Linked DNA regions of Homo sapiens: region 1 is linked to region 2. The links are chromatin contacts, found by Hi-C in ENCODE. All regions are on one chromosome and are shown on one strand. Each heading gives the region's core, a stretch centred on a gene start or an enhancer-like site at or near the end of the contact. The rest is flanking DNA. Distances are from core to core; before and after follow the strand shown. Region 1 holds the start of CYP2E1 (cytochrome P450 family 2 subfamily E member 1). Region 2 holds the start of ECHS1 (enoyl-CoA hydratase, short chain 1).

What was found. Hi-C counts contacts between places; a loop is a spot of excess contacts on that map. Pooled maps may share reads with other maps.
Region 1: a map of PC-9 shows a loop between it and region 2 (3-fold over the local background). The contact joins the promoter of CYP2E1 here to the promoter of ECHS1 in region 2. A Hi-C loop is called at or near these places in 1 of 168 maps with a recorded cell type or tissue (PC-9) and 7 of 50 pooled maps.

What each region holds. Positions count from the first base shown.
Region 1 is chr10:133,525,240-133,531,296 of GRCh38, reverse strand. CYP2E1 (cytochrome P450 family 2 subfamily E member 1) reads right to left here and starts at 3,934. Exons shown (of 9, transcript NM_000773.4): 1 at 3,725-3,934; 2 at 2,657-2,816. The coding sequence starts at 3,901. LOC105378575 (a long non-coding RNA gene) reads left to right here and starts at 4,338. Exons shown (of 5, transcript XR_946512.3): 1 at 4,338-4,537; 2 at 5,154-6,057. RefSeq lists cis regulatory regions at 4,231-4,255, 5,481-5,487, promoters at 3,927-4,480, 3,839-5,296, 3,927-6,057 and enhancers at 4,481-4,608, 4,897-5,309.
Region 2 is chr10:133,371,319-133,374,603 of GRCh38, reverse strand. It overlaps ECHS1 (enoyl-CoA hydratase, short chain 1), which reads left to right and starts at 1,250. Exons shown (of 8, transcript NM_004092.4): 1 at 1,250-1,358. The coding sequence starts at 1,271. MIR3944 (microRNA 3944) reads left to right here and starts at 2,941; the gene lies at 2,941-3,048. RefSeq lists an enhancer at 507-596 and a silencer at 978-1,487.

The sequences.
Region 1 (6,057 bases), core at 2,685-5,184, 150 kb before region 2:
CTTTCTTTTTCCTTTCTGCTGAGTCTTCCCCATGCTACATAAAACCACATATGGCCACTCCAAGAACACCTCCCACCTCTTTCCTATCTATCGACAACATTCTTGAAAAGCCATTCATTCTGTTCTCACAGATTTTTAACCCTCACACCACACACACCTCAACTTGCAGCTTTCCGACTCCACAGCAAGTTTCTTCACTAAAATCTTGCAGGTCACACAAGTGACTGTGCAAAGCATCAGAGCTGGGAAAACCAAGAACTGTCCCTACTGCACCCTTCTGAGCTGTCAAGGCCTGGCCCTGCCCTGTCTCTCCTCCCAAGAGTTGCTTGATGGATCCTCCCGAGAGTATGAACACATTTGGAATCAACAAATTTAAAGCTAAACTTTTTATTCTTTAAAAATGTTCGCATATTCCCACGCTTATCTCAACTAACTGTAAACCTTTTTATTTTCTCCCAGATAGGAACCTTGAAATGATCCCTGTTCCCCTGCACACTCCCAGCCACACCCCCTTTACACCGCAGGGGCCCCTAGCCCCTCTCTCCCTCGCTCTCCGTCTTCCTCTTATCCATCATCACTTCCTCAATAAATACATTTTGGGTACTTCCTGCATATAAGACATCCTGCCAGCTCTGGGCATTCTGCGGTAAACAAGGGTCATGTCCTATGCAGCTTCATTAGCTGATTGACCACTGACCACTCCTGGGAGGCGCCTGCAGGGTGCTCAGAAAGTGCCTGGTGAAGCTGTGCTCGTGTGTTCCAGAAGCAAGGCTGTCCGGCCTGAGAGGGGCGGGAGGGCACATGAGATGAGGTGGGTGGGGCAGGGGTGCAGCTGGACTGAGGGTTTCATTTCATCCTGAAAGGTGGGGAGGAAGGACTGAGGAGACAGGTGGGACAGAGGGGCAGACGTGGTCATGTTGAGTGGAGGACATCCCGAGATGACCCATTTAGACAGAGTTCAACAGGTTAAAAATCTAGGTTGGGAACCAAACTTTCTCCGTTTTATGAACTTTTTCTGAAAGGATGTCTGCAGTTCCCTTGACACATTATCACACAGCCTGTGCTCAGTATTGTGCTAATAAGGAATATTTCCATCATTGTCCCTTAAGGGCCAGGTGCAGCCCATGCCCAGGGCTCTGCTAATTTTCCGCCAGTCTGCGCCCTGCGGGTCATATGAAAATGAAACTTTAGACCCTCCAGGCAGAGGCAGCAAAGTCCCCTTGAGCCCCATCTGTGTTGATGTGAATTCCGCTCCCCTCCCTGCTGCCTCCGACTGTGCCTTGGACCCGTGGGTGGCAGATAAGGGCTCCCCGGAACCAGAACTGAGCTCCTCAACCACAGAACCCCAGAGCCTCCTCCAGTAATGCTTCTCCTGCGTTAACGACAAGGACTGAGATGGTTAATTTTGTTTTTGGCAACCCCAGAGAAGTAAAACCCACAATGCAGAAGAAGGAAAACCAAATGCCACTAATTGTGATACAACCACCCCGTTGCCCGCTTCCGGAGACAAGGTTCTGGACGCGGTCCTGGCGCGGGAACCTGAGCTGGAGCCGGCGACCCCCGCCCGCCACCAGCCCGCGCCCCGCAGAGCGCACGCTCAAGAGCGCGAACACCCAGCGTCTGCTCTGTGCTGACGGCGTTCTTTATCAGCTCATTTAATTTTTAGATTTGTTGGCCCATTCGACGTTCACAATGTTCAGAAATGTACGCTGGACAAATAAATAGGGCAAGAGCACGAGCTCACCGATTTAAAAATTCCACACAGCATTGCAAAGGTTTTCTGGAGCCTCGTCATCAAAGTTGACCCAGGAAGAAGTAGAGGCTTCCATGTGGGACACTGTTATTTCTAATCTACTTTGAAACCGCAGGGCAGGCAGGGAGGGAGGAAGGAGAAAGAAGCAGCAGGCCAGGTCTGCAGGCAGGAAGAGGAGAGCCGGCCGGCAGCCGCCGCCTCGCTGAGGTCTGAAGCCAGGAGGCTGGGAGAATGCGCAGATAAAGACGAGCCAGACCTCCAGACCGCAACCCTCCTCTCCCTAGAGAGGGAACAGGCCGCTTTCTGCTTATGCTGAACTCGGGGCTCTGGAGACAGGAAGCGTGGAGGAGACAGCAGAGGTGAGGCTGGGAGATAGGATTTCAGTGGGTCTCTTCCCCCTTCCCGGTCTCAGGACATCCACCCCAGCGGGACATCAGAGACTCCCTCTCTGGAGGTCACCAGCTGCAGCTGAGCAAAGCCCTGAAGCGAGCAGTGTCCGCAGCTTCCGACGCCTCAGCGTGGGTGAGGGGACCTCGGTGGACGAAGCCACCTGTACCCCGGCGGTTGAACAGGAGGGGAAAGCGCTCCCGGGAGGAGCCTGCGGGCCCAGAGGCGGAACGGTGGGGGTGGGGGCGGCGACTCCTGCTCAGAAGCAGCCCCGCCCATCCCCATAAACTCTCCCGCACAGTCGCCGAGAGGCCGGATTCCTGGGCGACTCAGTGCGCCTCGCTCCGCAGGCAACGCGCGGGGGCCATCGCCCTAATCCTGATCTCATCCTTCGGATGCTGTTACTATAATATTACTGTTAGTTTATTATTTGGCCATCGCCGACGTGGCTAGCGCCCGTAACTGTCCCGGGGCGTGTTATGCACCCCCCGCTCCGTGCCAGGGACGCGGACTCACCCCTGTCCCTGTGCGCATGGAACGCGGGGAGGTCGCCTCTGCCCGAGAACTCGTCCTTGTAGTCCAGCAGCGCTTCCTTCACCGCCTTGTAGCCGTGCATCACCACCATGCGCTGCGAGCCCACGTACAGCGTGAACACCGGCCCGAAGCGCTGGGCCAACTGCGGAGACCCGTGGCTAGAAGTCAGGCCCGCCGCGCGGCGAGGAGGTGCGGGGCTCTAAGCCACACCCCTGCCGGGCGGGTATTGCTGTTGCTCTAGAGAACCCAGAGGGACGTGGGGAAAAGCTGTCTTTGTCCAGCCCGAGGTGGGGGAGACCCTCCCCTCAAGAGGCTGCTGCGTCTGCAGGGCGCTCGGGGGGTTCCAGCTGCTCTGCTCCCCACCCGCCTGGACTCCGCGGACAACTCCGCGGCAACTCCGCGGACTCCGGCTCCTCACGTCCCTTCCCTCAGGCGCGCCCACCAACCACCCCGTTGCCCGCTTCCGGAATCAAGGTTCTGGACCCGGTTCTGGCGCGGGAGCCCGAGCTGGAGCAGGCGACCCCCGCCCGCCGTCAGCCTGCGCCCCACAGAGCGCACGCGCAAGAGCGCAAACACCCAGCGCCTGCTCCGTGCTGACGGCGTTATCAGTTCATTTAACGTTTAGGTTTGTTGGCCCATTCAGTGTTCACAACAGTCGTAGGCGGCAGGTATTGGTGCCACACGGGCTGGCCCAACACTTCACGTTTCAACTCGTGCTTTGGCAAACACAGGCGGACGCCCAGCGAGTGCGCATCTGGCCGCCAGCCCGGTTATCCTGGCGTCGCAGCAGCCCGGCCTCGCCGGCCTCCCCATCATCAGCCCCAGGACAAGGCACCGGCGGGGGCCTCCGGGGCCTGGCACGCAGGCTCCGGGCTCCAGCTGCACCACAGGCGACACATTTTGAGTGTCGCTCCAGGATGCTATCAATTCAGGTAATTCACAACAGGCTGGTATTGAACAACCACAATTTGTCTGCAAATGAGTTGAATACACACATACCAGATCCAATTGCTGAGTTATTCTCCCTAAAATCAACACTATTTCTCTTACCCGGGTGAAGGACTTGGGAATATTCTTCAATTCCAACTGGAAGAGGTTCCCGATGATGGGAAGCGGGAAAGGGCCTGGGGGCAGATTCCAGCTGCTGTGCACCTGCCTCCACATGGACACCAGCAGGAGGAAGGCCGCCCACACCAGCAGGGCCACGGTGACTCCGAGGGCAGACATGGTGCCGCTGGGGCCCTGCTGCCAGCCCGGGAGACAATCCTGTGGAAACGGAAGGTTTTTATAATGTGTTCTGAGAAGGAGGGTGACCCACCAACCAATGCCCTCTTGCTACTCGTCTATCCCAAATTACTGGTTTATTATTAGCTGCTGTTGGCCATCGTTTCAAAGGCTGATTCCCGCAATGGTGGCCCCCAGGGGTTCCAGCCAGTGACCTGGTGAGGATGGAGTTGGACTGTGTCAACACCCTGGTTGCTAGCACCTGTCACTGTGCCAGCAAACACATCCAGGAACATGTTGCCAACCCATAGTTAAGAACGTGGGGTGAGGTACCGTCCTGCCCTTTGGCACTGGTTAGACAACGGGGAACTCCAGCCACATCCCCATGCATTTGTTTGGAGTAGGGTTTATGTAATACAACTCCAACCCCATGCCGACCACCTCTAGACACGGTACCGGCCCTCCTGGTGCAACAGCCTCTTGATGTCTGATGAGGAGGTTTGTCTGAGCAGCCCCCAGTAGTACCTGAATCACCACCTGCCACATGAATGGGGCCAGAAGGAAAATTCAACATCGGAATTCGATTCCACTTTCTCAAGTTAACTGGAAAATTCCATGGAAGAAAAATAAAAGGAAAGAGTGAGTCAACCAATTCTGAGAAAGTTAATCTCTGTTTTCATTTTTTTTAAAGGTATATATTCTGGCTGTAGAAAATTAAGAAAAATTGTTCTTTGGAATTATTCCAAATTTAAATTCTTAAAAAATTACATTAGAGTTTTATTGGATTTGTTTTACATTAGGGTAAATTTAGAAGACGATTTTAAAGATATCTTGTCTTTGTTGATCCCGGGACACAATAGAGCTCCACATTGACTAGCTTCTTCTTTCATGTATTAATTATTTTCTTCATACAGACCCTCTTCCACCTTCTATGAAGGTAGTCCATAGGTATTTTGTGGAGCTTTTTTGTGTGTGTGGTTAGAATGAAGAGAATGTTTTTCATTCTGTCTTCTAACTGGCAATATATAGAAGTTCTTAATTCATAGGTTGCAATTTTGTACTTTTATATTAACAATGAATCTTTATGTATAATAGAAAATATGATGAGAAATGAAGAAAATAAAAGTCATTTACAATCCAGCCAAATCACTTGTGGATTTTGAGTTATGCCATTCTATACTTGTATTTATACAAAAATGAGACTACATACTATATATTGCATTCTAACCCAGTTTTTCTCTTGACAATTTATTAGCCACATAAGCAAGTCATTGGTTGTGCTGCACCTAACACTGCACCTCTCCTGAACCAAGAAGGGGCGTTGGCCTCTGGCAGAGGCTTCAGGGGCCTTTGCTTCCCTCTGGTTTTTGGCACCCCTCGAGGTGAGAACTGACAATGTAGACTCGACTGGCTCACGGGTGGGTTAGCCTGCCGCCTCCTCCTCTCTTTCCTTTCCAGTGGCCAGTGTGAGGTGGCAGGGACAATTCCCTGGGCAGAAACAGCTGTCCAGACCCCTGAACCCTGTTGTCCTGTGTGGGCCCAGCCAGGCCTGGCCGGGACAGACACCCATTGGGGTCCACAAGTTTCCTCGATTACTGGTTCCTTCTTCTAGTGCTTGAGAGCAGCAGAGTCAGCTCCCCACAGACTGAAATTGAAGCCTTGGCTTTGGTGGGGTGAGAACAGGAAGCATCAGGGTGGAGAGGCAGAGCAGGCCTCTGGCTCCCCTGGGCTGAGGACACCTTGTCTGTGCAGCTCACCTGAGTGTGCACATCCCAGGCGGGACCCGCGTGCCCTGGAGAGTCTGTGCCTCACAGGGATGCAGCTGTGGTCTGAGTCCTCTGGCCATAATACTGTTAGATGCCCAACCAACATCAAATTTTATATACGGGAACACCTCGTTTGAAAATAATGACATTTCTGTGTGCTTCTTTTCAGAAGCCGGGGCTTTTATTTGTTTTGCATCTGTCCCATTGGCAGGACACTCTAGGACAAGGTGAAATAATCAGGATGACAGAGTGCCTGTGCCTCTGCCCGTGACAAGGTGAAATAATCAGGACGACAGAGTGCCTGTGCCTGTGACAAGGTGAAATAATCAGGACGACAGGGTGCCTGTGCCTGTGACAAGGTGAAATAATCAGGACGACAGGGTGCCTGTGCCT
Region 2 (3,285 bases), core at 1-2,500:
CATTTACACAGGGCGTACACCAAGTAACCAATGGAAACCTCTAGAGGGTATTTAACCCCCCCAAAAAATCTGTAACGGGGCTCTTGAGCCGCTATGCTCAGCCGCTCCCACAGTGTGGAGTTATTTTCGTTGTCTTTTCTTGTTTCTTTTTTGAGACGAAGTCTGGCTCTATCGCCCAGGCTGGAGGGCAGTGGTGCGATCTCGGCTCACTGCAACCTCCGCCTCCCGGATTCAAGCAATTCTCCTGCGTCAGCCTCCCGAGTAGCTAAGACCACAGGCGTGCACCACCACGCCCGGCTAATTTTTGTGTTTTTAGTAGAGAGGGGGGTTTCACCATGTTGCCCAGGCTGGTCTCAAACTCCTGACGTCAGGTGATCTGCCCGCCTTGGCCTCCCAAAGTGCTGGGATTACAGGCCTGAGCCACCGCGCCCGGCCACACTTTTGTTTTCCATAAATCTCGCTTTTGTTGCTTCCTTCTTTCCGTGCTTTGTTTGTGCGTTTTGTCCAGTTCTTTGTTCAAGACGTCAAGAACCTGGACACCCTCCACCGGTCACAATAGCAGTTTCGCTTTCCATTCCATTTTATCCAGGGTGGTTTTATCTCCACCCTGGCGTTTGCAGAATCCGGGCAAGTACACAAATGGATGCTCCACAATACTTGTCTAGATATTTAAAAGGTATAAATAAAATAACTTAAATGAATGAAATTTTTATTATTTAAATCTGTTGAAGTCTTGTGTGCATGAAAATAAAACTCCTCCTAATGTGGCGTTCAGTGCCCACGCCGCTGCCACCGTGCCTGGCCCTGCGCCTGGGCGCGCTGTGTCCGCTGCTACAGACGCCGGCGGGCAGGCGGGCAGGCGGGCAGGCGGGCAGGCGGGCAGGCGGGCAGGCGGGCAGGCGGGCGGGGGGAGGCGGCGCAGAGCCCGGCAGGCGCCGCCGTTGCCTCCGCCTCCGCGCGGTCTCCCCGGGGCCAGCTGGGACCCCGAGGGCTGGGGCGGGGGCGGGGGCGCGGGCGACTGCGGCGGGGCCTGGAGGGCGCTGGTCCCAGCCCAGGGCGGGGTCCCGGGGACGCCCCTCGGCCTTAGATCCGCGAGCGGCAGCTCGGGCCTGGGGGCGGGGCCTGGCGGAGAGCGACCCGCTCACTCTGCCCGGGCTGATCTCGCGAGGGCCGCCTGGTCTCGCGGCGCTGGCCTGTGGGCGGAGCGAGCCCTGAAAGGCTATAGGCGAGGGGGCGGCTCCGCGGGGCCGGGCGAGGAGTCCAGAGAGCCATGGCCGCCCTGCGTGTCCTGCTGTCCTGCGTCCGCGGCCCGCTGAGGCCCCCGGTTCGCTGTCCCGCCTGGCGTCCCTTCGCCTCGGGTGAGTGCGCGGTGAGAGCTGGCGGCCCGAATCTCCTCCTGACTCCGACCTGCACGCCCAGACCAGATCCCAGACCGCACCCCCCTCCCACCTGACCCCGCATCCCCCACCTGACCCCAACCCACACCCCTCTTCCGCCTGACCCCGCACCCTCACCTGACCCCTACCCGCACCCCACTCCGCCTGACCCCGCACCCCCCCGCCTGACCCCGCACCCCCCCACCTGACCCCGCACCCTCCGGCCTGACCCCTACCCGCACCCCACTCCGCCTGACCCCGCACCCCCCCACCTGACCCCGCACCCCCCGGCCTGACCCCGCACCCCTCTTCCGTCCGATCCCGCATCCCCAGGGCCTGACTCCGCACTCTCCTGCCTGACCCCGCACCTACCACCTGACCCCGACCCGCAGCCCCTGCCTGGCTCAGGCCTGCAACACCCCCCTCGCCTAGTGCTGCACCCCCCACCTGACCCGCACCCACAGCCTGACCCAGGCTTAACACCCCCCCACCACCCGCCACCCCGCACCGACACCACCCACCTGACCCTGGCCCGCACCCCCACCCCCTGCCTGGCTCTGCAGGAGGCCACTCTCACCAGGCCACGTCCTGCGGGAGGCCCGGCGGCTGGCTGGTACTGCCCCAGTGCCAAGACCTCTGGCCAACTGGGCGCAGGGTGGGGGTTGTAAAAATCCGGGGTGTTCCCTCGGCTCTAAGAGCAGGCGTAGCTCCTGTGCAGCCGGCCAGCCCGAGAACAGGAGATGCAGGTGCATTTTGTCCTGGGTGCCTCCTGACCAGGGCCACCCCTCAGAGGGTCCTAAGGGAAAAGCTGACACCTCCTCCCCAGCCACAGGGGGCTGCCCTCTTCCTCCCTCGTGGCTCACCCGGGGCCCCACTCATGAGCGGCCATCACCGGCTCTAGTATCTGAGGAATCTTGGGCCATGCCTTGGGCTGGGGAAGAACTCTTGCTTCCTCTTCCTCCCTCACCCTGTGTAGCAGTGGACCACTGAGTTGTGTTGGTTTCATCTCCATGCTCTCCTTGGCCTTCGGCTTCTCCACCCTGACAGCAGCCCTTTCCTGGATCTTGCATGGCGGGCACTGCTGCCAGACACTTCACCTGTGATCTTCCAGTTACCCCTAGAAACCCACAGGATACGGCGGGGCACAGTGGCTAATGCCTATAATCCCAGCACTTTGGGAGGCTGAGGCAGGTGGATCACCTGAGGTCATCAAGACCACCTTGGCCAACATGGTGAAACCCCATGTCTACTAAAAATACAAAAATTAGCCAGGTGTGGTGGTGTGTGACCGTAGTCCCAGCTACTCGGGAGGCTGAGGCAGGAGAATCACCTGAACCCTGTAGGCAGAGGTCGCAGTGAGCCAAGATTGCGCCACTGCACTCCAGCCTGGGCAATAGAGTGAGACTCGGTCTCCAAAAAAAAGAAACCCATAGCACAGGGACTATGATCCCTGCTCTGCCACTAACGGAGGCAAGCATCCAACACACAGGCTACCTTTGTCTTTTCAGGTTCACCTTCTCACCCCTGGAACGCCATTGTCCTTTGTCTCCTTCCCACCTTGCTGTCCACCCAGCAGGCGCAGGTCCTGTGCAGCAGGCCAACCGAGAAGCGCCTGCGTCTCCCATTTTCGGGCTGGCCTGCTGCTCCGGACCTGTGCCTGATCTTAATGCTGCAGGAACACCCAGGATTTTCACATCCCCCACCCTGCGTCCAGTTGGCCAGAGGTCTTGGCACTGGGGCGGTACCAAGTGCAAGGAGCTGCCTTACACCCCCTCACCTGTTGGCATTTGTTGAAAGAAGGTGTTTCCTGGTGCCTTGTCTCAGCAGAGTCCAGGGCTGTCTCCAGAGTGGTGTCCTGGGAAGAGCTGACCAAGGCATATTAGGAGAAGGAAAGCGGCTGTGGGCTGTG